Regions from separate parts of the Mus musculus genome. Here regions 1, 2, 3, 4, 5 and 6 are each linked to region 7. Evidence: chromatin loops called from intact Hi-C (ENCODE). Cell type or tissue: heart. All regions are shown on one strand. Region 1 overlaps Ssr3 (signal sequence receptor, gamma). Region 2 has its middle 59 kb from the start of Gm35039. Region 3 overlaps Kcnab1 (potassium voltage-gated channel, shaker-related subfamily, beta member 1). Region 4 overlaps Kcnab1 (potassium voltage-gated channel, shaker-related subfamily, beta member 1). Region 5 holds the start of Ssr3 (signal sequence receptor, gamma). Region 6 has its middle 33 kb from the start of Ccnl1. Region 7 holds the start of Gm35039 (a long non-coding RNA gene).

Region 1 (4,000 bases), 550 kb before region 7:
GGCCAGCTTGGACTGCACTTACAAGAAAACTAAAAAATGTTTTGCAAACTCCTTTCCTTTCAGTGGATTTTGGAAAACTGCACACTAAAGTTGAAGGTTCTCAAACCCTCTTGAAAGCAGCTGCAAATTTAAACCAAACATGGGCAACACTAGTTAGCTGTGGAAGCAGCCAATTTGGACATATCTACCAAGGTAAACTGAGTAATGCATTTCAGTTTTACCCTTATGAAGAAAAGCTTCATTTACTAATTTCCTCTTCAAAACTCCATGGCAAAAAACTAGTCATACTGGTCTCAAGCAAGACAAATACAAACTACAAACTCTGGGCCTGGATTCCTACTTCAGGAACTGATAGAAACATCATAGACTGCCAAATATCATTCAAGCACACAGCAACAGCACTGCTTCAAGGAACCTAAGTGGCAAAGCCACTACTTGCATAACAAGGAACTCAGGTCAGGACAGATAAAGAAACTGACCCAAACTGCTAGTTCATTACAACCCATAGTCCCTGTATGCTAGCCCACAGCTCTTTAAAGACTTTTTTCTTTATAGGGCTGTTTTTACACTCAATTATATGAGGGTTTTTTTGTTGTTGTTGTTGTTGTTGTTGTTTTTAGAGACAACCTACTCCACGAAATAGTCTCTGATCTTCATGTATACATGATGACACACTTGCCCTGCTACCCCAATTTTCTCTACCTCAGCTATTGTGCATGTGTCCGAGTATCTACCCGCACAATAATATAAAATTAAAATTAAATAAAATGAAAGACCCGCCCAATCTCCTATTAACTACCCTAAGACTTCAAAATAGGTGGGAAATAAACGATATGCTGGTATTCTTCATACATGCACACGTGTACATTCATACAAATCCTTCCTAACATAATGCCTGGTAGGAAGGCCCAGCAGGCACACAGCAGCACACTAGGGCAGGGACGGACTGTTCCTTCCTGTAACTGTGCTACGCCTGTCACTGTCTCAGACATCTGGCCAGAGACTTCAACAGGGCACTTACACGTGTAGGAAAGAGGTCTAATATAAAGTGTGTAATAAATACTCTTATGGTTCACATAAAGAATTACAGAAAAACAAAACACATTTTTAAAAACAAAGTTTAATCATACTTATTAATAACAAGACTTTTTTTAAAATGCAGAGTATAAATTCCACTTCCATCATTTCAGTTAACTTCAAATTATCCTTTCCAAATTAAAACAATATATCAAACAGTACAAGTTGTATATTTAATCCAAGACTTCTATTAAGTTATAAATGAGTAAATCGTGAAATAAAAATTCTTAACACTAAGAGTCTACCTATCACACATATGAGAAAGGAAAGAATGTGAGCACTCTGAATGTCCTATTTTACTGGTGTGATGTATGGGGTCTTTTTATGGTACAAACTCTGCCTGCCACAGATTTCACTGTCTTACTGAACACTTCGTAATCCTATGTGCAATGTTCAATGGTGGAGAAGAGGCTAGAGAGGAGGGGCCACACTTCTAAGTACAAAGGGCTGATACACTGGCTGCATGACTTCACACACAGAAATGTGGTAGCACAGAGTTAGAGAACATGTTCAGAGTTAAAAACAAAGACAGTCGCAGGAAACAGTCAAGACAGAAGAAAACTGCATAATCACTCTCCCAACAAACTTTTGGTTACTACTTAAAATTAAAAATTTGAGGCTGACATCCCGATTTCTTGAGCTTCTGACCATACTGTCAGATAAAGATAAAGGTGGTGACTTTCTCCCCAGCTACACAGGCACCGCCACCTAGTGGCAAGTTCACAGCAGTCACTTAGAAGGAGTTTGGTTTAGCTTTGGTAACATGATGGTTTATCAAATTATCATTTTACCAGCCAAATACTGATTAAAATAAAACAACAAAACAGCCTACCTCATATGTGTTACTGAAATGTACTTTGCTTTGAATCCCTTCTCATTTCCCCATTCATTCCACATTACCTGGAAATGACACTCAGGTAACAATGTATCACTGAAAAGAACTGAACACTTGGAGATAAAATGATTCTCCAGGCAGACAGTAAGGAGTAACATGACTATACAAGTGCACTCCTCTTGAGTTCCCTAAGTAGCACAGACCACAGAAACATCTACCAGCACAGAAACAGCTCTACTCCTTGTAAATATCTTTAAAGTTAAAAATAGAGTCATATGTTCCTCTTAAGTTTACAAGCAGAAACTAGATATTAGTAATATTTCCCTTTACAGAAAGTTCTTGGGTGTGGTGAACGGCAAATAGGAATATGAAATCAGTGATCATAGTGCTGCACTTTGCAAACTGTGAAGTCATTGCATACAAAATCAGAATCTGTACATAATGAGTGGGGAAAAGACATGGGGGGGTGGGGGTTATGACCACACAACATGAGGCTACTCTTTGCTAGACCCCCCCAAAAATGTATGTGATCAGCACTTCACAATTAAAAGGAACCTTGAGCAAACGGGGCTAAGTTTATTAAAGTCCTCATGGAAAAATGCTGACAACCATTTTAAACCACTGTAAATTCTTTGGAGAGCCCAAAGAATTCCAGGGTTACGTTCACAAAAATTCTTTTGGTCTCTCATGTGTCAATAATCACAGTAGAAATACTCTCTCACTTAATATTCTGCCTGTGGTGCGAAAGCCTGGTCATAGACACAATGATCCCAGTGACTTCGCACATCAAACCAACATGGCAGGGTCAAGCTGACCTCCCGGCCACCCAGGGCCAAAGCCATACAGCTGAACAGTGTGTGCTTTGGCCTCACAGGCCAACACTCATAGGCCTGGGTACTATTTTTAGGTAACTACCTTGGCTGCCTTTCTTTTAAAAAAAAAAAAAAAAAGATTCTGCAAGTTTCCCTCCCTCAAATTGGAGAGGCCCTGTAATTTACAATTAACTTTGAGTTATTATAAATTACAAATTTGAAGCCTTGTTAAAAAGAAAATGAGGCTTCTGTTTAATTCCTTAGGAAGAGGATTCACTCTAAGATTTACAGTTCGAAAAGTTGTAATATTGTGCTTGGAACACAGAGAACCAGTTATTAACTTCTTCCTCCTATTATAAATAATAACAGCTCAGTCCAGGTTACCATGACCTCTGACAGATGTAGGAAACAAGTTATTTTCTCCTCGTGATTACAGCACATTGCAAGACTCCTTGCCTTTTAATAAAATGCCCTGGTACTCTGAGTTTCCCTTTCAATTCATTTAATTTCAGCAATCTGTCAAAAACAGCCAATAAACAAACACTGAATTACATTCTACTGCATTTTTAAACCCTGAAGCTCCAGACTATAAAAACAACTTATGTGTCTCCCAACCTGGCCACCCTGATGCTTTCCCATATACCACAGGCCACCCCGAGATACAAAGGCAGAGGGCCAAGCTACATGGTCTATTTGGAGCCAGTAGACAAGAGGGCGATGAGTCCAGATGAAGCACTTATGGACAAAATGTAGTTTCTGTAAGATTTAATGTTAAGGAAAAAAAATGAGACCCCCTAAATTAGGTTTTTAACAATAAGACTTTTCCTTATTGACACAAATATGTAGATGTAGTTGGACTGTCAGTAAACACAATCTACAGCATGGGAGGCTATAAACATGACAAAATACCTACAAGCAATATGCTTCAATACTGAAAAGACACTTGGGACAAACTTAAAACAAATAATAACAAAGAACACATCCTAGTTCCATGTAACCCTCATGGAAGAACTGGTCAAAGAGCATGCAGACAAGCAAAATAGTAAAGGGGAAACCTCTAGTCAATCAGCGTGCTGCTACCAGTCAGCCTATAAGGCAAGGAGGTTCTGAAGGTTCCTGGCTACTTAGAGACTGAGCAAACCATGTTGGGGGCACTCTGGCAAGGTCCACCAGTATTCCCAAAAGATGAGTTGGAAAGTGTCTGATATTTCATTACACCATAAGCTCTGATTATTAAAAAGTCTGGCTGTGCTTTTCTGGATAATACCTTTGATAA
Region 2 (4,000 bases), 61 kb before region 7:
ACCCCCATGGCTCTTGCCTTCCTCGGACTTACAAAATAGAAAAAACAATCTTGGTCAAATAGGCACACAAATTAACATAACATCCCAACGTGTGAATGAATGTGTGTGTGGTGTGTGGAGGAGGGTGGACTGATTTAATAGGGGAAGCCGGGAAAGTCTTTGAGGAGTGAGTAAGATGAAATCTGGAAAAGCAATAGGATTAACGAGGTCCCGAAAACCATGTTTATCCTCTGGAGTGGCAGGACCTGTGTCCTCAAGGCCATGAAAGACAAAAGTGTAACCAGAGGTAGACAGCAAAGACGGTACTGGGATGTACCAGGCTGTACACAGGACACGGTGAGACAGGCAGTAAGATGCAATGTGTGTTTCAGAAAGACTGCCCTGCCTGCTCTGTGGAGAAAGGCCAGGGAAGGGTCATGGGCAAGTGTAGTTAAGCTGTTTTGGAAACTGTTTGTTACAGGCAGGTGTGCACTAGGAAAAGAAGCAATGTTGGGTGATAGAACAGGCAGATCGCCAATGTGGTTCACGCCTGTATGTTCTGCCAATAGCCTTCCAGTGAGCCCCTGCCTTCCGGCCCTAGCTTTCCTCACTTGCGGTTTGTGCCTAAAGACGTCCATTGAGCTTGTTCCTATGGACGCCGTCATATTTTCTTTCAAGCTTTCTCTAAAAATGAGTGTTTGTGATGCCTGAGCTATTTCAACTCCAAGGTTACAGTCTGAAATGATGTCAAGTCCGATTATAGAAGTGCCGACCTTCAAACGCTAACTGAGGGGCAGCATCAGATTCTGAGGGCTTTGCAGCCCTTCAGGCTACCTCTGTAGGTCAGTGTTTAAAATGATGAATTGCCCAGGTAACCAATGGAGGCTTCTCCCAGATGCTTCAAGCACAGTGCGTGAGTGTGGAACTAGATACCAGATCCTAGCATCCTCATTCTGGAGAATAACCATCGCTCTATTCCAGTAACGGTGTCCTAACATGGTGCTATACTAGACAGCAGGGCGCACGAGCTGATGGAGTCGTCTGCCTTCCAGGAACTGTCAAAACGGATGCTTGTCGATGTGGTTCCTCATGTGCTAATGTGGGTACTAAGTTCTTGAACCTCTCAAGCTATGAGATAAATCAACTTATTTCATTATAAAGCACCCAGACCCTAGCATTTTGTGACAATAATACAATATGGATTAAGGCACCTAACAACAAAAATAATACAGGTAGGCAGTTGCGCTTAGTGTTAAGCAGAGGCAAAGGGCCATTAAGACCCCAGACTGGACAGATCGGTGCCCTGTACTGAGAGGTTCTTCGGGGGGAGCACATTTGAGGCAGGTGCCAAGTCGGAATCTATTCTCTGGAGAAGAAAAAAAAGCTGTTCATTTCAGAGAGAAGGAAAACTCCTATAAAGACATCCGAGGAAAAGGCAGGGCCAAAAGGAGTCGTGGGAGCATTACAGAGTCTGAGGCAGGTAAGGTTAGCATTCCGGTGGGCTCAGTATGGGATCACTTTTGGGGGAGTACCCTGTATTAATTGTCTATTGCTACAAATCACTCCCAAACTGAAGAGCTTAAGATCACTACCTCATGATTTCTGGGTCTCTGGCGTCCAGCCCTTGCTTAGTGATCGTCTGGCTCAGGATGAGGTGTCAGAACAAAGTCAACTTATGGTTCTACTGAGTGAGGATCACTTTCCAGGCCAACCATGCGTGCTTGGTTATAAACATCAGCCTCTTACAACACGGCTCTATCCATATGATAGCTCACATCACCCAGTGGGGCATCCCACTCAAGAGGAAGCTGTATGGGAGTCGATAATAGCAAAGGATGGCTACTGGGGGCCATTTTAGAGGCTGTGAGTCTGTACGGTTCATGTACCAGGAGTCATTTAAGGTCTCCTCTCAGCCCTATCCCATCCTATATAAACTACAGAGAGAAATGTATGATTTCACTGTGTATTAGCTAGTGTTTGTTGATGGGTACATACTGGTCCCTATGAGTTTCCAGGAGCAGTGTGCTTTGTTTCATATATCTTGCTCAGGATTTTATACAACCCACTTGGCACTCACACTGTTATTATGAAATAGCCCCCCAAAAAGGAACCTGTGTGGGTAGAGATAGGCTGGAAGGTAGGACGGCAGAGAAGGAGGTAAGCGGAACCCCAAACTGAATAAAGAAAGAAAAAAAAAGGTCATATGCCAATTGCAATAAGTAAAGAATCTGAGTGGAATCTGGTTGACAGATCACACACGATGCCAGCTTGCCACCGCTTGGCAGCGCCCATGGTTTTCCCACATACAACTGAAAATAGCTAGCATTCGTCCTGAGGGAGTGCTACTAAAATAAGCAACAATGGGAGCCTCACCTCACTGCTCATTCAAGCTGAAAGCAGTCTGCAATTATTTTGCTGAAATTAGATACGAATTAAGTTGCCACTTCCGGAACTTTCTCTTGTACTATATTACCAAAAAGAAGAGAAAAAGCTCTCATATAGTTTAGATCTTGCTTTTTTTAAAAAAAATAAAAATGAACTCTCATAGAATAATACCATGGCAGATTACTGATCGTAGTCTCCTATGAGACCTAATCCCTCCACAAGCCAGGTTTCCTGGTTTCTCGATCTGCATTGAGTTTCTATGGATGCAAAGGGGCAGACCAGTAGAAAGGATTAGGAATAGGAATCACGAACTCACATTTGAGATGTGCAGTGTGTCCCAGGTAGAATTAGGAGCATTTGTGGAGTTGGCCCCTGGGTGCCTGTGGATAGCCCTGCTCCTTCTTCATTACAGTACTCCAAAAGTGTGCTTTGGTTTGCACCCATTTGAACAGGAAGTCCTGCATTTGAAAAACAAACCAAACATAATAATGGTAGTTTGGGGATTTCTCTCACATGACTAGGAATAGCGACATACAGATAATACAGAGGCTGAGATCTGTGCTGAGGAAGAGCCTCTGGATTCTGCCGTCACCTTCAGGAAACCATCTTTTCACTTGCCTCCTAAACAGGCAGAGCAGATGTCTAAGAGCTGAGCTGGACGCTGTGACTCTCTGGTTCCTGGGGTGGGAATTCCTTGCCACGGCAGCCCAGTTCCTGTTACCTTGGCAGAAGTCAAGGATTACTTTCCTCTCATTGATGGAACAGTTAGTCATGGATGAGGCATATTGGAAGCTTCCAAATCTTGCCTCTCCCTCTCACGCACCCTACATATCCCCACCCTAGTCCTTACTCTGATCTAGGAAATCTTAGAAACGACATATTAAGTGAAGATTTTCCAGGGTAACCTTCCTTTCTGGCGAAGTTTTTGGCGTTTGTGACATTTGTATGTATACACCCCCATAATCCTTAGACGAAAAACCGTTAAATGCTCACATAAGCAAGTCTTCAGAAGACGAATCTCTTGTACCTCATTTAACTTTTAAGATTATTCTCAATGTCTCTTTTTCCAGATATTTTAGGATTTAGGAGGAAAATGAAATTAGTTGAAACAAATCAAGGTAAGCTGGGTGATGAGAAATGAATTGATGTCTGCAAAGATTTCCCGTGCTGCTCACAATCTCTCTAGAGTGCCTCTCCTCTAAGGTGTAGGAAGCTCTGCTCCTTATCTGTTGACAGAAAACACAGGCTGGGGTCCATTCTGCCCAGAGCAGCAACATTCCTGGGACCTCATCCTTTTTCATACTTACCATGGGGGTAAAAAGCTCTGTATAAAGATGGAGTAATTGAAATCGCAACAGAACACCCTTAACAATCAAGAGTACCTCTGCTCAGGCTCAGGCTGCACTTCAGCCTGTGTCACCCGGGACTTGTTCCCAGAAGCAGAACTGACCTACAATTTGGGCTTCATACAGGAAGAAAGAGCCCATGTTACCAAGATGCACAAATTCAGAACGTGGATACCTCATTTGTTGTCACTAGGAAAGTTTTCAGTTAGCGTCTTTTCCCTTTCCCAGTTCAACAAATAAAATGCTTCCATTCTGCACTCTCTCTCCTCTCTTGTCACCTGGCCTGTTTC
Region 3 (4,000 bases), 570 kb before region 7:
CACCCACGCACAGTCCTAATGTAGGTCTTTCCTTCCCAGGTTTACTGCGGGACTCAACTTGGGTGCTTTCATTTGCTCCTTCTTCTCAGCAACTCACCCTTGTGGTTAGCTGTCCTTCTAAAGGACCCATTTTAAAATGCGATCGTGACCTCTCAGTTACTGCTTACAGGATAAATCCCGAATCCTCTTAGAATCTAAGTCAAGTCTACTTTTCTGTTCTTGTCTTTACAGCCCCATGTCATTTGACTTTCTACCCAAATGCACTGCACTCTTTCCTTGGCTTCCCCGGGTGTTTTCACTCTCCTGTAGTCCTTCCATCTTAGTCTTAAGAACAAAGCTTCTTGCTTGATACAGTTACTGAGTTGTAAGTGCTTCCCTCTCTTTATCCCATCAACATTTCTTACACAGGCCTCAAGTTCTCGGGCTGCCAGTGACAGACCTCAACGTGAACAATGTCATCCTAAGAACTGCACTGTCACAATGACAGTCCTTGAGGATAGAGAGGAGCTGGGCTCAGTAGACCTGTCAGAGATGGTTTTTCTTTCTTCAAACCAGAAAACAATGACCACAGTTAGGCAATGTTCAACCTGTGAGACCAACAACAGTAGCCAAAAGAGAAAACATTGATCAGCTCAGCCATATATGGCTTTGTTAGATAAAATGAAGGTGCTATGAGCATGGCTTGTAACAAAATCACTGAAGCAGGAAGGTCACTCAGCTACAAAACACTTAAGTTCCTAAATAATGACTTGTGGATGATTCTCATATGGAGCAACAGAACCCGCAGCACTGTGCCAACCAGATGGCAACCGTATTTGCCACCAACCTTCCTAAAAACACTTTCATATTTAATTAATATTTTAATTATACTTCATCTCTCCCACTGTTAGCATTTTCCCCTTTGAACAGAAATTGAAGCTGTTTCTTAAAACAACAACAAAACCATTGTTTCCTTTGGAATTAAGAATGTGTAAACACTTTTGTAAAACCCTAACTCCCTATATATTCTACTGATTAGGCCAACAGTGAAGTTTACAATATTGAGAGTGATAAGACAGGGATTCAATAAGTAAATGTTTATGTATGTACGTGTGGGCACACACATACACTGTGCACATGTACTGGTCAGAACACAACCTCTGGTGTCAGTCTTCACCTCCCATAGTGTAAGGAAGGGTCTCTTTTTGTTGCTCACTGCTACACACATCAGGCTGGCTGGTCCACGGTTCCCGGAATTCACCTGCCTCTGCCACCCTTTTCACTGCAGAAGTGCTGCAGTTACAGGCACACACTATCATCCCCAGTTTTGCATGGTGCAGCGGATCCAAACTCCAGTCTTCTGTCTTGTAAGGCAAGCAGTGTACCTACTGAGCCATGTCTCCAGGTCAGTCCTCCTTATTTTTAGAAGTCTTCCGATATGGTTGATTTAAGTGCATATCACACACACACACAGTGTTTCAATCTTAAGAAAAAGAACTTACTACATATATTTCAAAAATAGAGTAAACAAATCAAACTTTTTTTTTTTTTTTTTTTTTTTTGGCTTTTCGAGACAGGGTTTCTCTGTGTAGCCCTGGCTGTCCTGGAACTCACTTTGTAGACTAGGCTAGATTTCGAACTCAGAAATCTGCCTGCCTCTGCCTCCCAAGTGCTTCGATTAAAGTCGTGCAGCACCACGCCCTGCTCAAATCAAACATTCTTAATGTGCCTGATACATATTGAAATCTCAAAAACTCTACTTTTTAAAAGTGTTGAAAAGCATTGGTCTACTACTTTCTCATTTTGTGTTTGAGTCATAATCAGAGATGCAGCTTTCCTGAAAGAACATGAAATTTAAGTAAAGGTTGATGATATTTTCCCACTTAAAGCATCTGTAGCCATTCAGGGATGTCTGACATAGGTAGTGCCCAGGTTTAAGAAGGCTGCCTGGGACCTGATCATACGCTTGTAGTTCACAGCCATCCACCCCATCACCATTGGCCCCAGCTGTCATCTCTGGAGATGTCACTTCAGGCACCTTTCCTCTGGAAAAACCAGAGACTTCTCAAGGCTGAAGCTGGGAACGCCTTGGCCATTTTCCCAAGCAAAGTCCCAAGTGAGGGGCCAGCCTATAAGCCTTGGATATCTAAGAGCAGACAGAACTAGGGCAACTTGCCCTTTGGTTTTCACATCTGTAAAATTATTCCAAAAATCACAATAAAACATAATGTGGTTATCCTTTTCTTTGGTGATGAAAAAATACTTAATAAAACAAAAGCCAGCAGTCTATTGAAATCATGTGGGAGGAGTTCCTATGGCGCACTGCCAACTCTGGAGCTTCCTGCTCCCTCTGGGAAGGTCCATCTCCATGGTTGCAAGGAAAAGAAGTCTTACCCTGTGGCTGTTGCTAGTCAGTGCTAGCCTTGTACATCAGGGATGTAATTTCCATCTTCTGTAGGAGCAGAGCCTTCTGCAAAGAAGGGCAGTGGAAAACCCTGACTGGCTTTTCATACTGAGGGAAGTAAACTCATTCACTGGGCTACAGGGTCATGCTCAATCCATTCCCATGTTTAAAGAGTAGTTTCCTGGGTTGCCCTTTAAACAAATACTCTATTGATTCTAATTTGTGGCATTAAAACAAACCACAAGAGGAAGTCAACACAAAGTCCCCATAATAATATTATTATTGTAAATATTGTAATTATCGTATCATGGTATTAAGGAGCTGGCGAGATGGCTCAGTGATGAAGAACACGTGCTACTCTTGCAGAGAACCTCTCTTCAGTTCCCAGAACCCATAGTGGACGACTCTCAACTGCCTGTAACTCCAGCTCTTACAGCCCTAACATCCTCTTATTGTCTCCAAGGCCACGTACACATATATGCACATACACACATATAAAATATCTTTAAATAACAATGAGATTTGGGGTGAAATAAGGCAACAGGGAGAACAGTTACAACAATAATGCAAAGCTATGATATTTCAGGGGAGCCAGCTCTCTGAACAGAAAGCTGAACCTATGTGTGTATACATGGGTGTGTCTGTGTGTACCTGTGTGCACTCATGCATGTGTACACGTGTGCCACATGAGAGCAGGTGCCCTTGGAGGCCAGAAAAGGCATTAGACCTCCGGGAGCTAGAGTTACAGGAGGTTGTGAACTGCCTGATGTTCATGCTGGAACTCAAACTCAGGTCCACTGAAAGAGCAGTAAACAGTCTTAACTGGTGAGAGCCATCTCTCCAGCCCCACCTGAGTTCTTATATTTTATTGATTTAACATCCCATTCATATAAGACTTATGTGTGTTATCATAATTTCCAGTGCTACCAGTGGTTGAAGGAAAGAATCGTAAGTGAAGAAGGGAGAAAACAGCAAAACAAGCTGAAAGACCTCTCTCCAATCGCTGAGCGCCTGGGGTGCACGCTACCTCAGCTGGCTGTGGGTAAGAAACTACGAGGGGATGGCAGACCAGGCTCTGCATTAGGGGGTTACTTTCACTGATATGACTAAAAAAGCATACTTTTCTATGGTTGACCCACACCCTGTCATGGTAAAATGTCTACCATAGGGACAGGCTAACCTCAGAAGCATCAAATTCTGGTACACAAAACAGAGAAAGGGGATTATTCGAGGTTTCCCAGAATTTTCTATATGCTACATTCTTTTTCTTTCCTTTCTTCCTTATAAGACAGCTGCATGAGAATATATCAGTGAAAATACAGAGAGAGAGACAGACAGACAGAGACAGACAGAGACAGAGAGAGAGAACACAAGTATGAGAGTACAAGAGAGAAAAAGAGGGAAAGAGGGAGAAAAGAAGAGAAAGAAAGGAGAAAGGAAACAAAGTTGGGTGGGTAGACAGCTAGAGAGGATCTGGTAAGACTTGCAGGAGGAGGCAAATGATAAACATTATATAAAAAATAATTTAAATATATACACATCTCCAGTGTCTGAGGTAAATTGTGTCACTACACAATGACATCCATTTCTTCTGGCTCAGGTTCCTCCCCCTGTTGA
Region 4 (4,000 bases), 610 kb before region 7:
AAAGCTTTTTGTTACTATCTTTTTTAGGAAATACATTAATATCGTCATACATTTTTATGTATATACAAACCTATGTGTGAATCATGCTTATTCCTATAAAACCAGTTTTTAATATACTTTATTTATTAAATGTGTTCTTTGATAACGCATTTTATACGAATGCATTGCATAATACATTCGGGTTACTCTCTCTTCCTCCTCTCCCATCTTCCTCTTCCTCTGTCTAACTCCCTTCTAGCTGCAAGTCGCTTTCTCAAATTCTGGTCCTTTTGTTTTGTTTTGTTTTGTTTTGTTTTGTGACACCCTGAGTTTCACTAAGGCAGTCATGGGATAATGTGTGAGTCACACATGGGTATACAATGAAATATAATGGCTGAGCCTCTCCCAGAGTCCACTAGTAGCCAATAGTTCAGTAGGGAGGGGTAGGGCCCACGAGCCCCTCCCTTATCCATGTTTAACTGATGTCAAGGCGAGTGTTATACAAGACAGCCTCAGCTGCTGGGAAATCACAGTTGCATTGATCGTGGCATACCCAGAAATTAGCCTTTCACAGCCTTTCCGGCTCTTGTATACTTTCTGACCCTTCTGTCTATAACGATCCTGGAGCATCAGAGAGGAGGTAGAGATGTCCTGTTCAGGCCTGAGCACTAGACTGTCACTTTTTCTCAGCATGTTATTATATTTTTATAAGTTTTATCTCTTAAAATTTATGCATATGTATTTGTGTCTGTGTGAGTAGATGCCACATGTGCAGGGAAGAAGAGTCAAGGTCAGAAAGGAGCTAGAGTTACAGGCTATAGATGCCACCCAACTCTGCTAGGAATTGAACTGGGGTCCCTGGTAGAGAAGAAAAGACTTATTAGCTGCCGAAGCCATCTTTCCATCCCCTTGTTACTTTTAGTAAATGTTTAACTCTAGGATTCCGAAACCCTCACTGAAACCCCAAACCTGAGTATCTCTTCTTTTCATGATGTTCTGAGACCCTGCGAGCTTTCCTCATTCCTTTTCACTTTCTTCCTCCTGGATATATTCAAATATCTTGACTTCAAGTTCACTGCCCCTGCTGTTAGGTGGATTCTCTGTGGATGCTGTCAGTTCCCTCTTCATCTGCTCTGCATTTCAGCTCCAGGAGTTGTTACAGGTTCTAAAAATGATTTTACTTTCTGTAGCAAGGTTTCCTGGTGATTACTCAATTGTTTCTCCAGAGATTTTATTTTGTTGTTGTTATGGTTGTTGTCTGCTTTTATTTCTCATTTTCAAGACAGGGTTTGTCTGTGTAGCCCTGGCTGTCCTGGAGCTCCCTCTGTAGACCAGGCTGGCCTTGAACTTAGATATTTGTCTGCTTCTACATCTCAAGTGCTGGAAAAAGGGTGTGCTCCCACCACCACCACCCAGATTCTCTTGTGCTTTTAAGGATCATGTTTCAGTAGGTTATTTCTAATGTATTATCCACCCCTGGACCAGTTCTGGCATACATATACATATACATGTACATATACATATTTTTTGAGATTATAATTATGTCACTTCCTCCTACCCTTTCCTCCCTTCAAACCCTCCTATACATCTTTCCTTGCTTTCTTCCAAATGCATGGCTTCTATTTTTCATTATTTGTTGTCACAAATATATACATACACACATACATACATACATGCACACATACACACAGAGACACATGCATGCATACATATACACATGGACACACACATATATACATGGATATACACAGACATACAGACACACACAAACATACACATATATACATATACACACATATATATGTATATACATATACACACACAGAGACACACATACACAGACATAGATACACAAACACATACACAGACATACAGACACAGACACACACGCACACATACACATACATGCATACATACACACACATACACAAACACACAGACACATGCACATACACATATATATAGTCTTACATTCATAAATACAACCTACATAATGTTACTTTTATGTACATTTTCAGGGCTGTCCATTTGGTATTAGATAACCAATTGGTGTGTTCTTTCTTGAGAAAGACTATTTCTCCAACTCTTGCTTGACCATTACACAAAACAGGATCTCATTAACTCAGACAAGCTTCTAAGTTGCAATCCTCCTGCCTCAACATACTTAGTGCTGGAAGTACAGCCATGTGTCACCATGCTCAGCTTCTCTGTATCTTCTTGAAGTTCACGACTTTCCATCAAATAACTGTTTTGAATTCTTGTCCAAGAGGCCAACATATCCACCACCTCATCATCGGCTTTTGACATCTCAGCTCCCTGGAAGCTCTCGATGCTTGTTAGTATCTGACAGCATCCATGCACTGAAGCATTCGGCGTGTATTCCAGCTGTCACTACTTGGCTTTAATGGTGCCTGGCCTGGGAATTCTAAGAAGGTCGTTCTGGAGCCTGTATTTATTGCCCACGGTTGCAACACTAGAGGGCGCTAGTCCCAGTAAATTCAAAACTAGTGCTGCTATTCTGCTATCCCTAGCTTAGGTTTGTTGCAATTGGTACCGCTGTATGTGGTAGATTAGGGGACTGCCTAGATAAGGTGATCCAATCTCAGGACCGAACACCTCATCTACAATCACTAGCCTGCAGTCAGGAACAACAGGGTTCTAAGCAGCCCTGAGCCTTACCACAAGGGATGCAGCTCAAAAGGCCAGGTTTGGGTGCCTCTCTGGAGCCCTTAGGTTCCTGAGTCCAGTGTAACTATGTTTCCATGGCCTGTCTGGTGATGTCGTCCCTTTGGCTGGACACCACTGCAGCCAGGTACAGGCAATGCAAACTGGAATTTTATGTGACATCCAGGCTTTTCTGCATGGGTGTTGTTCATGGGAAGAATCTACAGCCCCAGCACTGAGTTTCAAGTAAAAGTTCTATACCTCTTTCCATCATACGTTACTTGCAAATAAAATGTCTTTGAACTTGCTGCCTGAGATTGAAGGTGAATAGTGGAGGTAATCCCTTGGCTAACAAGATTGGTGTTAAGTAGTGTCATACCTGATGCTACAACCTTTAGAACTGGTATACTGGCTGAGTTAGCAATTGTGTAAGTGAGAACCCGGGTCCAGCTCACCAATGTCAGAGATGCTTGCCTAGCTCTGGGGTGGATCCAGAGACTCTCTGTGAAGATTAGCCTGGGAGCAAGGGCAGGGTGGAGGAGTCTACTCAGTACTGAATTTCACCCTAGTGAGAGGTTGGTTCAAGTCTCCCTCCCCTCCCAAAAAGTGTCTCTCTCTAGGCCATTTGCTCTCAACCTTTGATCCAAGTGACCCTTTTACAGGGGTCGCCTAAGGCCATCGGAAAACACAGATATTTAGGTTACAATTTATAACAGTGAAAAAATAATCTTATGGTTGTGGGTCACCATAGCATAAAGAACTGTATTAGGAGCACTGGGAATGGTGAGAGCCTCTGTGGTTCTCTAGGCTGTTTGATTCTTGGATTTGGAGGGTTTCCCTCCGGCTTGCTCAAACATCATTTTCCATTATTATACTAAAACCCAGACACTATCATCTTTCTTCTGGTTTAACTCTTGTGAAGGTTAGTCATATGGAAATAACTCCAACTGATGTTTCTGAAGGTAAGCAATTGCTGCTATCGTCTTGCTGTGCCCTGTTCAAGAGGACTCTTGTAATTAACTCAGTGTTTGTTTTTAAGTAAATTCTTGAAAGAAATCAAACTCAAGCACTTTCTAAGTGTGGTCCTATTTGGACTTCTTGGGCCTTTGGTTATATTCTGTTTTCTGCTTCTGCTGCTAGGACTGAAAGGCTCCCTCCAGAGGCTGCAACTGGAATACGTGGATGTGGTCTTTGCAAATCGCCCAGACAGCAACACTCCCATGGAAGGTGAGTAAAAGAATCTAATAAGAAAAAGAGGCTACAGAATTGCTGGACCTAGCCTGAAGACTGTTTCTACTACAGTAAGTAATGAAGTATGTTCAGATTGTTAAGCTAGAATTTAAAAAAATAAAACCTT
Region 5 (4,000 bases), 540 kb before region 7:
TGAGTTCAGTTCCCAGCACCTCTATCAGGTGGCTCAGAACTATGTGCAATTCCAGTTCCAGAAATCTATCACTATCTTCTGGCCCCTCAGGCAAGAGACACACCAAACCACAGACACAAACACACAAGCGCAGTTCAAAAGTAAAAGAGTTAATTATTTTTAAAAAAAATAATAATACTTCAAAGAAAAACCTAAAAGGCCCTATTGAACAAATAAGGGAATAGCCTGCTACACCCTCCTGTTTTATTTTTAGGAAAGCAGAGTACACAAGTGCTTAAAACATAAAAATTTACTGAGGTAAAACTTAGGTTTTCCAGGCTGGAGATATGGCTTAGTGGTTAAAGAACACTAACTGCTCTTCTAGAGGTCCTGAGTTCCATTCCCAGCCACCAAATGGTGGCTCATAGAATATATGTAATGGGATCCAATGCTATCTTCTAGTGTGTCTGAAAACAGCTATAGTATACTCATATAAAAATTTTTTAAAAAGAAAGAACTTTGTGTAAAAAAAAAAAAAAACTTGGGTTTTCTTCTCCTAAAGCTAGTAAAATAATTCGTCTTATACGTGATCTTGAAATTCAAGAAATAGGGTTGTCTTCTACAGTGAATAGACTTACAAGATTAAAAAAAAAAAAAAAAAAAGTAACTGGCATTGAAAATGTCAGAGAATTTTTAATTTTTTGCTTCCAAAATTAGTAAATGGGCAGCCTAAAATAATTTCTAGAAAGAAATCCACTGAGTTTCGGAAACATTCATTGATTTAATAGACTTGTTTTTCTGACCAAACCATCAATTGAAGACTGGGAATGAATATTCAAACTCCACCCTCAAAACCTATTTCCACAGAAGTGTCATATGGTTCACGATTAACTACATACACATTTCAAACTAATGCTTATAAATCATGTTTAAGACCCCCTAACATAAAATATGCAGACTGGGGTTGGGTTTAGGGTACTTACTTGTGCTTCAGAACAAATTTTACATTCTTGTACGCGAAGGCTACTAAGTAAGTGCTTACTAAGGTCATCACACTGTAGAGCACAGCAGACTGGATGAGATCCATATGCCATATTCTCCAATACAACCCTGAGATAAGACAAAAGCAAGGGACACACAACATCACTGCCCCATTGCACATGCCAGACTACAGCTAAGCCAGGTAAATGAGAGTCAGTAAATCCCACCCAGTATCCGAAAAACTTCACTAGAGGTGAGATAGACAATAAACTGGGTTTGTCCCAGTTCAGGGCTTTCCCAGTACAGAAAGGTAGGCTGTGGGGATATTGCTAGTCTAGAAATTTCATCTTCTAACTTGAGAACAAACTGGGAGTGGGGATTACAAATAATAACAATTTCACTCATGGAATACTAGGAAGTTAAAACACGGGCCATTTTAAATCAACCGCTGTCCCAAAACTTTGGTTAACTTGCTGACGTGGCTGCTCACTGAAATCCAAACAATGCTTTGTCGGGCCAGTGAACCCAGGGGGCTCCACACCACATTCACTGCAAGCTGAGCTTTTTACAAGGCCAAAATAACAAAGAACTTTTTTTGGACATGATTGGCCTGCAGCACTGCGGCAGTGCGGGTCAGGAGACAGGAAACTCGGAAAACCTGGACTTGGAGACAGTTTTGGCCTTCAAGTGGGCAGTTTCTCATTCAATCGAGAAGGCTCGAGCTGCTCTCTAGGAGTTATTGAAATCCTAAACAAGGCTGATCGCGGACCTCGGGCAAGGCCTAACTTGGCATTCTGCACGTCCAAAGGATGCTCGGGAGTAAGGGGAGGTTTGCCACGGGTCACGCTGCTAATTCAGTGAAGGTTTATCAGTGGCTCCCCCGCCCGGTTCATTAAAGACATCCTAGTGTCCAACAGTGGTGAGGAGAAGGGCAGTGTACCAAAAAGAGATTCCGGGCCAGAACCCGCGCCCGGCTCAGAAGCACGCCGCGAGTGACTTCCCGAGGACGCTGCTCCGGACACTAGGCCTCCCCGCCGCGCCCGCCACGTCCCCGCCGCCACCGCCGCCCGCCCGAAGCTCACAGATGGGGATGGCAGACACGATGAACGCGTTCCCGAAGAACAGCGCCGACGATTTGGCCGACAGGTTGCGGCTGAAATCCTGAAGGAGCAGGTCCTCCTCGGACTGCTGCTTGGAGCCGCCTTTGGGAGCCATGGCCGAGCTGAAGACTGGAGGCCGGGAGCAGGGAGGCAGGGAAGGTTCAGAAGGCCGCGTATCCGCCCGCGACCCGTCAGCGCAACGCGGAGGCGGGACTCCGCAGGGTACGCTGCTTCGGGATTGGCCATCTTGCCGTCGTTTCACAAGCGTCGAGGTACGATTGGGCATGCGAACAAGACTTCCGCATCCTTCAGGGTACGTGGCGCCTCAATGCCACAAAGAATGAAGGGATTTGTAGTTTAGTGTGTAGTTTAGAGCTGCTCTCTAACTCGCCTGCCTCAGTCTCCAGAGACAGGCTTGGATAATCGAAATGAGCAACCATACAAGCAGTACTGTTTTAACTAACTAACCAGCTAGCTAACGAACTAACTAACGTTATTGGTATTTCATTCCACATGTGCACTTTATATTTCTTTTTAAATTTATTACATTGATTGAACAATTGGCTCATTGGTTGATTGATGATTAGTTGATTGATTGATTGGTTGGAGGGCCGTGCCACAACGTTGTCAGAACACAACTTGAGGAAGTTAGTTGTCTACTTTTACTTTCTGGGTCCCAGAGATTGAACCAAATTGTCACGTTTGTGTCTTTACCCTCTGAGCCATCTGCATGGTTTAATTTATTATTATTATTATTATTATTATTATTATTATTATTATTACTATTACATCATTTTAATCAACAAAGCCTCTTAGCCTCTAAAAGACTCTCTCATTACAGTCTTTAGAATTGGAAAATAAAAAAACTCTTGTGGAGTTTTACTCCTGGCCCAGACCCGCGGCGGAAGCGAGCCATGGCTGTCTATCACGGGATGCTGCGCTTCGGGAGGCTGTGTATCGCGAGCCTGGGGGCGCGGGGCCCCCGGACGCTGCTCACTCGCCCTCGGCCGAACTCGAAGTTGCAGAGTGTCCGCGCTCTCAGTTCTGGAATGGTGAACTGCACCAACCCCTTGCCCATTGGAGGCCTCAGCTACATTCAGGGCCACACCGACTCCCATCTTGTGAACACAACTGTGGGCGAGTGCCTTGACGCCACAGCGCAGAGGTTCCCCGACAGAGAGGCTTTGGTTATCCTCCATGAAAACATCAGGCTGAACTTTGCGCAGCTCAAGGAGGAGGTGGACAAAGCTGCTTCTGGTCTTCTGAGCATTGGCCTCCGCAAGGGTGACCGGCTGGGCATGCAGGGACCCAACTCCTATGCCTGGGTACTTATTCAGCTGGCTACTGCCCAGGCAGGCATCATCCTGGTGTCTGTGAACCCAGCCTACCAGTCCTCAGAACTGGAATATGTCCTCAGAAAGGTAGGCTGCAAAGGTATTGTGTTTCCCAAACAATTCAAGACCCAGCAGTACTACGACATCCTGAAGCAGGTCTGTCCTGAGCTGGAAAAGGCTCAGCCAGGGGCCTTGAAGAGTGAGAGACTCCCAGACCTGACTACAGTCATCTCCGTGGATGCCCCTCTGCCGGGGACCCTGCTCCTGGATAACATCGTGGCAGCCGGTGGCAAGGAACAGAACCTAGCCCAGCTGCGGTACAACCAGCGGTTCTTGTCCTGCTACGACCCCATCAACATCCAGTTCACCTCGGGGACAACTGGAAACCCCAAGGGGGCCACTCTTTCCCACCACAACATCGTAAACAACTCCATGCTGATAGGCCAGCGTCTGAAGATGCCCACAAAGACTGCAGAGGAGTTGCGCGTGGTCCTGCCCAGTCCCCTGTACCACTGCCTGGGCTCCGTGGGGGGCACAATGGTGTCTATGATGCATGGTGCCACTCTCCTCCTGTCTTTTCCAAGCTTCAATGGCAAGAAGGCATTG
Region 6 (4,000 bases), 62 kb after region 7:
CTGTCCATCAGATGTCTAGTAATGGTGAACGTCTTCATATCAGTGTCCCCAGTAATGGTGAAACTGATGAGAGCCCTTTTCACTTCCAGCTTTGACTTAGTGGGAGTTTTCATAGAAGTTATGTTTCAGCAGTAAACTCATTATTTGGAGTAGAAAGTTGCTGCCAGGGTCTGGAGAGATGGCTCAGCAGTTAAGAGCACTGGCTGCTCTTCCAGAGGTCCTGAGTTCAATTCCCAGCAACCACATGGTGGCTCACAACCATCTGTAATGCAGTCCTTTGCCCTCTTCTGGAATGTATGAAGACAGATCACTCATATGCATATAAATAAATAAATAAATAAATATTTTTAAAAAAGAAAGCTTCTGGCAATGTTTTTTAGATTTTATTTATTTTACATGTATGTGTACACTGTAGCTGTCTTCAGACACGCCAGAAGAGCGCATCGGTCCCATTACAGGTGGTTGTGAGCAGCCATGTGGTTGCCAGGAATTAAACTCAGGACCTCTAGAAGAGCAGTCAGTGCTCTTAACCATTAAGCCATTTCTCTAGCCCCAGTTGTTGGCAATTATAAATATACTAGCTACAACATGTTTATAATTTCTAAGAAATTTAATGTTGCCACAATATTTAAAAAATATAGTCCCCATTTAATTTTTTTCCACCGGCCTCCAAAAGTATAGTATTAAAAGATTTAGACTCAAGAGTCTATCAAGGGTCAAATATGATCTTGTTTCTCAAAGATGCCTAGTTTAGCTGGGCATGGTGGTGTAGACCTTTGTTTAACCCTAGCACTCAGGAGGCAAAGGCAGGAGGATCTTTGTGAGTAGAGACCAACCTGATCTACTTAGTGAATTCCAGGATATATATATCTACTATGTAGATATATATTACTATGTAGAAAGACCCTATCTCAAATGAAAATCAAAACAAAAGAAAAACAAACAAACAAACAAACAAACAAAAACACAAAATTTAAAAAACTAATGAATCTATCACTAACACACATCTATAATTTCTAAGAGGATCATAATATCCATTGTAAGGTTGTAGCAACAAGCAGAATTTGCAGCTGCCTTTTGTTCCGTTCCGTTCCTCCCTGGCAATCCCTCTGTCAACAGCCTCCTTTCATCCTTATAGAACTGTGAGTACTGTGCCTCACTGAGTAGCTCCACTAGTCTCCTCCACTCTTTCCCTCCCTCCTAGATTAGAGACCTGTGCTCTGGAAGCCAGGTCTTCCATAATGAGTTACTTCCTAATTTCTGCATAAAACATCCTGCCGTAGCTTCTTGCAAAAGCCCCAGTGTTTCTGTATGTGGCTGTACCGAGGCTGTACAGGGCACAGTATTCATTTATAACTTTTCCTTTCCTTTTAGGTTGGGGTAGGGCAGAAATTAAAGCTTGTGTTCAACTCTTTATCTTGTTATTAATCAGTTTTTGTTTGTTTGTGTGTGAGTGTTTTTGAGATGGGGTTTCTCTGTGTAGCCTTAGCTATCCTAGAACTCACTCTATAGATCAGGCTGGCCTTGAACTCAGAGATCCTCCTGCCTCTGCCTCCCAAGTCCTGGGATTAAAGACATGTACCACCACCGTCTGGCTCAGTATTTTTCTTTAGAGGCACCATAAGTGTATTAAATAAGTCTTATTTTTTCATGTAAATAAATGCTCCGCTGGTTAAGACAACTTAGTATGTAACATACTCGCACCATCTAGTGGCCAATATGAATTTAGCATCACTGGCTTTGAATCAGACAGAAGTCTAAACTTGGAAGAACTAGAAAACATTGTTATCTATGTTTGTGGTGTCTCTGTGAACAATCTTCCCAAGTAGAAGAGTATCATGAGACATAAGTGTGGTGTCACCAGCCTGTTAAACCAGCACTAGGAGATGGAGGCAGGAGAATGCCAAGCAAGTTCCAGGTCAACATGGGCTATATAGTGAGACTGTTTCTAAATCCCAACCCCCAACCAAATCCAATCTCATTGGGTAGCCCAGGCCTTTATTCCCAGCACTTGTGATGCAGCAGAGGCAGGGGGAATCTCTAAGTTGGAAGCCAGCCTGGTTTACAGAGTGAGTTCTAGGACAAACAGGGCTACACAGAGAAACCCCATCTCTCTCTCTCTCTCTCTCTCTCTCTCTCTCTCCCTCCCTCCCTCTCTCTCTCTCTTAAAGAATCATCTCTACTCTGTGACATCTACACTTTCATTTATTTTAGCATCTATTTAATTTTATCTTTTGTTTTGAGGCAAAGTCTTTATGTGCATGTAGTTCAGGTTAGCCTGAAATTTGCCACCCATGTGCCTCTTGCATGTTGGGATGACAAGCCCATGACACTGTGGCTAGCTTCATTTAACTCAGTGGCTATCTGAAAAATATTCCTGTGAGACAGAAGATTATCTTATTATTCTTTTGTGTGGGGAAAGGCAAGCCTCTTCTTCCTTCACAACTGCCTTGTCACTGAAGGAGGATTGTAGTGTGTTCCTGCTTCCTTTGAACTGTGTTGTTTCAGTAGTCCAGAGCCGACCTTTCCTAGGAATGAACCAAAGGGAAATTGGCAGATATGATTAAATTGCTGGACCCAATAAAATGAGAGCGGCTCAAACGTAGCCACAGCTGAGACAAGTCGTTAGGGAATAGCACTGCTGGGTTATTAAGACTCCACGTGACCCAAGTCTCAGTCATTCAGCTTAATTTATTATTTAATTAATTTAATAATAAAAATTTATTTTTATTTTGTTTTATGTGTATAAGTACTTTGCCTACACGTATGTCGGTGCATCATGTGCGTGCCTGGGGCCCGAAGAAGCCAGAGGAGGGTATCAAATGCCCTTGGACAAAAAGTTACAAGTGGCTGCCAGCCACAATGTGGATGCTAAGATTCAAACCTCCATTCTCGAGATAAGTGCTCTGAACTGCTGAGCTATCTCTCCAGCCCCAGCCATTTAGTAAGAAAGCAAAGAAAAACAAAACAAAACCCCAAAAGAATCTAAAGATTTCAGACAGACATTTAAAACGCTTTTCTCTTCACAGGACTCCAAACAGATTTTGTTGGTAGCTGTAGAACCTGCTGTGAATATTTCTGTCTCAGCCCAGCCAACTCCCTGAGAGTCCCCACAGTGTCGAAATATCATGCCGTGTGTGAATCACGAGGGCTTGGGCCAAGTGTAAACCGATTAAGGTTTTAAATAGACAAAATTCGAGCTATGACCTGCTACATAACTTAAGTGTTATCTAGTAAGTAGCCATTAGTCCTCAGAATGATTTTGGTGTCTTCTTTTTCTTTTGTTTAAAGGTTAATTTGCCAACTGTCTTTGAGTCATGAATAAGATGGTTGTCCCCACTCTTGAGTAAAGTGGAATTGAAATATTTTTCACCACAGAAAGCCCTTAACAGCTTGAGATGTGCATAATCCCAGCTTTTGTTCGGGGAGCATCTGCTCATATAACCGACTAACAGAACATCTTGTAGCACCAGTAGATATTTTGCTATAGGGTATGTGTCTAGTAAATTAACGTAAATAGTCCATGAACACAATTCTGCACATTGGTGAACACAGCTTTAAAGAGCAAGCTGCAGTCTCAAGAGCTTGAAGTGCATGAGAAACATGCCAGTTAGCTGCACACTGTGGACAGCAGGTTAGTGTGACAGCAACCGTGATGGAGTGAGAGCAGAAGCCAACACACACAATACCAGGCCACTCTGACTCATCCCATCTTTTCAACAATATAATGACAGAGGAGAGAGATGCTGCTCTGATTACATTTTTTTTTCCTCTGTGTAGCCCTGGCTGTCCTAGAAATCGCTCTGTAGGCCAGGCTGGCCTAGAACTCACAGAGATCTGCCTGACTCTGCCTCTCAAGTATTGGGATTTAAGGTGTGTGCCACCACTGCCCAGTGATACTGTTCAACTTTGAGGCATGAAGCAGTTAAATTGCATGCTCACCAAAGAGATACTGACCACATTGTTGGGATTAGGCTGTGTCTGCTCCAAATTACTCCAT
Region 7 (4,000 bases):
TGCCTTCGACCTCACAGGCCCTGGAAAGGTGCTCCAGTTCCCACAGAGCCCTTCCAGCTCCTTCCATCTCCGTTTTTCTGGGTAGCGTTCTTGGCTTACCAGCGAGAGCTCTAGGTTATTAAGCAGGAACACGGCGCTTCCTGTTTCTGCCCTCCAGCGTTGTTCAGCATGGTGGCTCTCCCTGGGATTTGACAAACCCCTCCCAGGTTCTTTCCAGTGCCAGTGCGAGGAGTCCAAGATCATCTCCAAGTCCCCCTTGAATTCTGGATGCTGCCGCCCTCTGAGGCCTCACTTAGAAGCTGACTCAGCTGCAGGAGGCTGGGCTAGTGCCTGACTGCCTGCCCTCCCAGGAAGGTGCTGAGCCCACAGCCTGAGGAATGCCCAGGCCGTCTGCCAAGAGTTCCTTCCTTTTTCATGATCCAGTTCCTTCGTTCCTCATCTCCCAGTCTTGAACTACACTCAACAGTCCCCTGCGGGCAGCGGTGGCAGTGTGGAGGTGGCAGGGAACTGAACTGTGTCTCCAGCCCAGTATCCCTGGGACAGTTCCTCCCCAGCGGGACCTGCCTGGTTAGATCAGCCCTAGGTCATCCTGCTTGACCCTGAGCAGAGGTAGTGTCCATTGGTGACAGTCACCTCTGACCCATGAGGATGATTGACAGTGTTTAAGATGCCATCGACCTCAATTTTCTAGGCCTCTAGCTGAAGGCTCTCCACCTGCCTCAGGCCTGGCTCTATTTTTGCCACCAACTCCTTCCTCCCAGAACTTTTTTGGCTCCTTCTTAAAAAAAAAAAGAAAGAAATGGGTCTGGAGAGATAGTTCATTGGTTAAGAGCGCTTGTTGCTCTTGCAGAAGACCCAGGTTTGATTCCCAGCACCCACATGGGTGGCTCACAGCCATCTGTAACTCCAGTTTCAGGGGTCCCGGCATCTTTTGGCCTCCAGGGCACTACATATATGTGGTACACCGTCATACATGCACACAAACCACATGCACACATTTTTTTTTAATTAAAAAAATTAAAACAAACTAGACAAGGTTGCGTCTTGCTGTATCTACTTCAGAATTAGTTGACATTTTATGCTTCCCCCTAAGGAAACAAACAATACTGCTCTTATTTTTTCCTTGTAGATTTAACATCCCCTTCACTTTCTCAGAATGAAATTGAGCGCCAGTTATCTGTACAGTAAGAAAGCTCCTCATAGTGTGCAGAGTCCAGCAAGGACTTTGCCCTTCTTCCTGGTTTTCCTCTCTCCTGGGTGTGTGTGCCCCTGAGAGAAGGGTAGGGGGAGAATGACACTCAGGAGAGGGAAAGTGGGGGCAGGAGGCACACACACACACACACACAGTGCCGACCTATTGTTCCTGAGGTGCTGGCTACACTCATTGGGGCAGCACCCTGGATATTCCTCCCAGGGGGCCAGAAAACTGCTTCCCCAAGATCAGATCATTTAGTGCCTGTGTTTTGTCTTCTGGCCTTTTCTTCTTCAATAATAGCCTTTCCTGATTATTCAGTCTGTGCACCGTGTATTCCTCCCTGTTCCCTTAGCAAAGAGAATTGCCCTTTGTGCTCAGCTCCTGGGGGAGGGAACTGAGTGAATCTCCCACCTGCTCAGGGTCAAAGAAAGCTTGGCCCCAGGGAGGCAGGGTGAGGGGTCTGAGTCTAGAATACAATCTCCTCTGGTGAAGTGTAAAAGACAGAGCTAAGCTGTGGGGCCCTTGAAGCTACAGCTTGCGGGGAGGGGGGGGGGCATGGAAGGACTGAACTAGGCGACCATTGCAAAAACTACCGCTGTCCTCCTGGTTTCTGCCCTCATCTATTTTACAGTACCTGGTTTATCCAAGGCTCTGAGAGATGAGTTTCCCAGGAGGAGCCAGGATCCCGGTGGGCTCCGCCTCTGCCACTCTGTGACCTCATATGACACTGACCCTCCCAGGGTAAGCCTCCCTCCCCTGGCCCCCGGGGTGGGGTAAGAACTCCTGCCCCACCCTCCAGTTTCCTGGGCCTGATGTGAGAAGCAAACCCAACAGAGTGAGGAAACGTTGTGTGAAGCCAAAGCTCTTTGTGAGTCAGAGGTGGAGTCTCCTGTCTTTCCCCATAGTTTACCAGCCACCTCCCCCACACACACCCAACTACCCACAAGCATCTGGTGACCGCGTGCTGTCCCCTAGTGGCCAAACTGCACCCAATTCATTTCAGTGAAAGTCATACGAAAAAGTAAATTCGTTGTGAAAAAGAATAACAAATAAAAAACGACAGAAACGAGCCCAAGATGCAGTCAAAAAGCTCAGAAGATCACCAGGTGATCTTAAACCTAAGACTGAAGACTAGGAGAGCTCGCCCTTCCTGGCCAGCTCCCAGCTGCTGCCCTCTAGGCTAAGCCTGGGGGAAGCCTTCAGACACCAGGCAGGGGCCTTCCCCAGTACGGTCCACACTTCCCCAAGACAAGATCAAGAAACGGGGGAGAAATGAAAGTTAGTGGCTGCTCTTCCTCAGCTCTTTCAAAGTCCCCCAAGAATACAAAACACTTGGCGTGTATCCTTTTCTCTGTTGATATTGAGACATCAGTTGTCTGGAGAGGCGCTCCAGTAGATCAGAACTAAATGAGCCATGTGTTCTGGGCGCTCTGAGAGAGCTTCCTCGGATGTGATCTCGCTGGCTGCTCACAGCCTCGAGGTAGGACTGCCTCGTGTGAACCTGGGCGGTCACATGCATGCTGGGGAGGGAAGAACCTTCTTCCCTATGCTCCTTCGCTTGCTCCGTGTGCTGTGCTGGGATGAGAAGAGGCTGCAGGGTGGAGAGGAAAACGTACCACAAAACAACGACAATAACAACAACAACAACCAAAACCAAAAAACAAACAAACAAACAAAAAACCACACAACAAAACAAAACACAAACAACAAAACCCACAGCCTTTTCCTTCATACCTGTGCAATAATCTTGTCAACAGTCGCCCTCTAGTGTCGGTGAATGTAACTGACCTGCTCACGTGCTTTCCCTTCTCTGCAATAGATTTACAGTGAATCAAGCGCTTCTCCTCTCACCTCCTCTTCCCTCTGCTCCCCCCCCCTTTCCCGTTCCTTCCTCTCCCCCCTCATTCTCTCCCCCACCCAGTTTTTTTTTTTTCCTGTTGGTGATGGTGGTAGGGTGGTGGTGGTGGTGTTTTTTAAGTACGGAGGGAAGTAAGGTCTCATTATATAGTTCACATGGGCTTTGAATTTGCCTCAGCCTCGAGAGGGCTACGACCACAAGAGTGCACCACCCTGCCTGGAACAGTCATGCAACCGATTCCCAGCTTTAAAACTCTATTTCCGGCCTAATGACTACAACAGGCTCTACATCTCCTGTCCTGAGCAGATGGCATAATGGGCTTCAGATGCCCACAACAGATCAGGGAGGATCTTGTCAACTTGGTGCCAAGTAGTGCATGGCTTTCATAATACCGGCAAGCAGCGCACAGGACAGGCACAGAGGCCCCAGGGACTCACAAAACCACGAACAAGCCATTGTATCACCTGTTCCAGGCCTGGGTTCCTGAGGACTCCTGTTCAACCCTCTGATGTTATTGAAAAAAAAAATTAATCTCAATCAGGGGCCTTTGATTATTCAATTCCCAGGTAGAAGACACACATGAACTTTAATTTATAATAAGCCTTTATCAGCACTAAAGCTGGGCAGATATCTACCCTCAATGCTATTAGAATCTACTTTCCTATCGATAACCCCTGGTTCTTACTTTGTTCCATCTGGGTTTCTCTTAACTCCGATTGCATAGCCCCCACGGCCATGATTTTAAGATCCTTACCCCATAGCATCTTCTCTCCACCTTCCTATCTCCCTCATGGTTCTCCTCCAACCTCAAGCCTGGGACCCCCTAAGCCCTGCCTATCTCAGTTCTGCCCAGCCATAGGCTGTAGGCATCTTTATTCACCAATCAGGAATTACTTGGGGGGCAAGGTCACATAGCACCAGGTGGGACTATGTGCACACTCTCTCAT

The links. Peaks named below come from ENCODE experiments on the same cell type or tissue, not always from the same donor. Only the 100,000 strongest peaks of a DNase experiment are listed, where the experiment ranks them.
Region 1: a loop joins it to region 7, with 2.8 times the contacts of the local background. A loop is called at or near these places in 24 of 42 quality-filtered maps.
Region 2: a loop joins it to region 7, with 4 times the contacts of the local background. A loop is called at or near these places in 17 of 42 quality-filtered maps.
Region 3: it touches region 7 in a loop (2.6-fold over the local background); 7 of 42 quality-filtered maps call a loop at or near these places.
Region 4: a loop joins it to region 7, with 7 times the contacts of the local background. A loop is called at or near these places in 8 of 42 quality-filtered maps.
Region 5: it touches region 7 in a loop (4-fold over the local background); 20 of 42 quality-filtered maps call a loop at or near these places.
Region 6: it touches region 7 in a loop (5-fold over the local background); 14 of 42 quality-filtered maps call a loop at or near these places.

Annotation. Positions count from the first base shown.
Region 1 is chr3:65,378,555-65,382,554 of GRCm38, forward strand. It overlaps Ssr3 (signal sequence receptor, gamma), which reads right to left. Exons shown (of 5, transcript NM_026155.3): 5 at 1,103-3,480. The coding sequence ends at 3,414. Among named protein-coding and RNA genes, the nearest start is that of Ssr3, 12 kb to the right of the region's middle. In heart, CTCF peaks have their summits at 1,801 (motif pointing left) and 2,002; a DNase peak (open chromatin) is centred at 2,737.
Region 2 is chr3:65,866,851-65,870,850 of GRCm38, forward strand. No RefSeq gene overlaps it. Among named protein-coding and RNA genes, the nearest start is that of Gm35039, 59 kb to the right of the region's middle. In heart, a CTCF peak has its summit at 2,287; no DNase peak of the experiment used is centred here; H3K27ac peaks cover 1,150 bases.
Region 3 is chr3:65,361,298-65,365,297 of GRCm38, forward strand. Kcnab1 (potassium voltage-gated channel, shaker-related subfamily, beta member 1) reads left to right here. Exons shown (of 14, transcript NM_010597.5): 12 at 3,305-3,425. Among named protein-coding and RNA genes, the nearest start is that of A730090N16Rik, 14 kb to the left of the region's middle. In heart, a CTCF peak has its summit at 2,397; a DNase peak (open chromatin) is centred at 2,294; H3K27ac peaks cover 816 bases.
Region 4 is chr3:65,315,636-65,319,635 of GRCm38, forward strand. It overlaps Kcnab1 (potassium voltage-gated channel, shaker-related subfamily, beta member 1), which reads left to right. Exons shown (of 14, transcript NM_010597.5): 8 at 3,784-3,870. Among named protein-coding and RNA genes, the nearest start is that of A330015K06Rik, 15 kb to the left of the region's middle. In heart, CTCF peaks have their summits at 2,447 (motif pointing right) and 3,804; no DNase peak of the experiment used is centred here.
Region 5 is chr3:65,390,363-65,394,362 of GRCm38, forward strand. Ssr3 (signal sequence receptor, gamma) reads right to left here and starts at 2,191. Exons shown (of 5, transcript NM_026155.3): 1 at 2,043-2,191; 2 at 963-1,089. The coding sequence starts at 2,175. It also overlaps the pseudogene Gm5540. In heart, a CTCF peak has its summit at 2,139; a DNase peak (open chromatin) is centred at 2,279; H3K4me3 peaks cover 2,054 bases; H3K27ac peaks cover 1,483 bases.
Region 6 is chr3:65,989,478-65,993,477 of GRCm38, forward strand. It overlaps the pseudogene Gm19024. Among named protein-coding and RNA genes, the nearest start is that of Ccnl1, 33 kb to the left of the region's middle. In heart, a CTCF peak has its summit at 1,715 (motif pointing left); no DNase peak of the experiment used is centred here.
Region 7 is chr3:65,927,512-65,931,511 of GRCm38, forward strand. Gm35039 (a long non-coding RNA gene) reads right to left here and starts at 767. Exons shown (of 2, transcript XR_375721.3): 1 at 100-767. In heart, CTCF peaks have their summits at 465, 2,179 (motif pointing left) and 2,965 (motif pointing left); DNase peaks (open chromatin) are centred at 360, 1,960, 2,660 and 2,960; H3K4me3 peaks cover 988 bases; H3K27ac peaks cover 2,358 bases.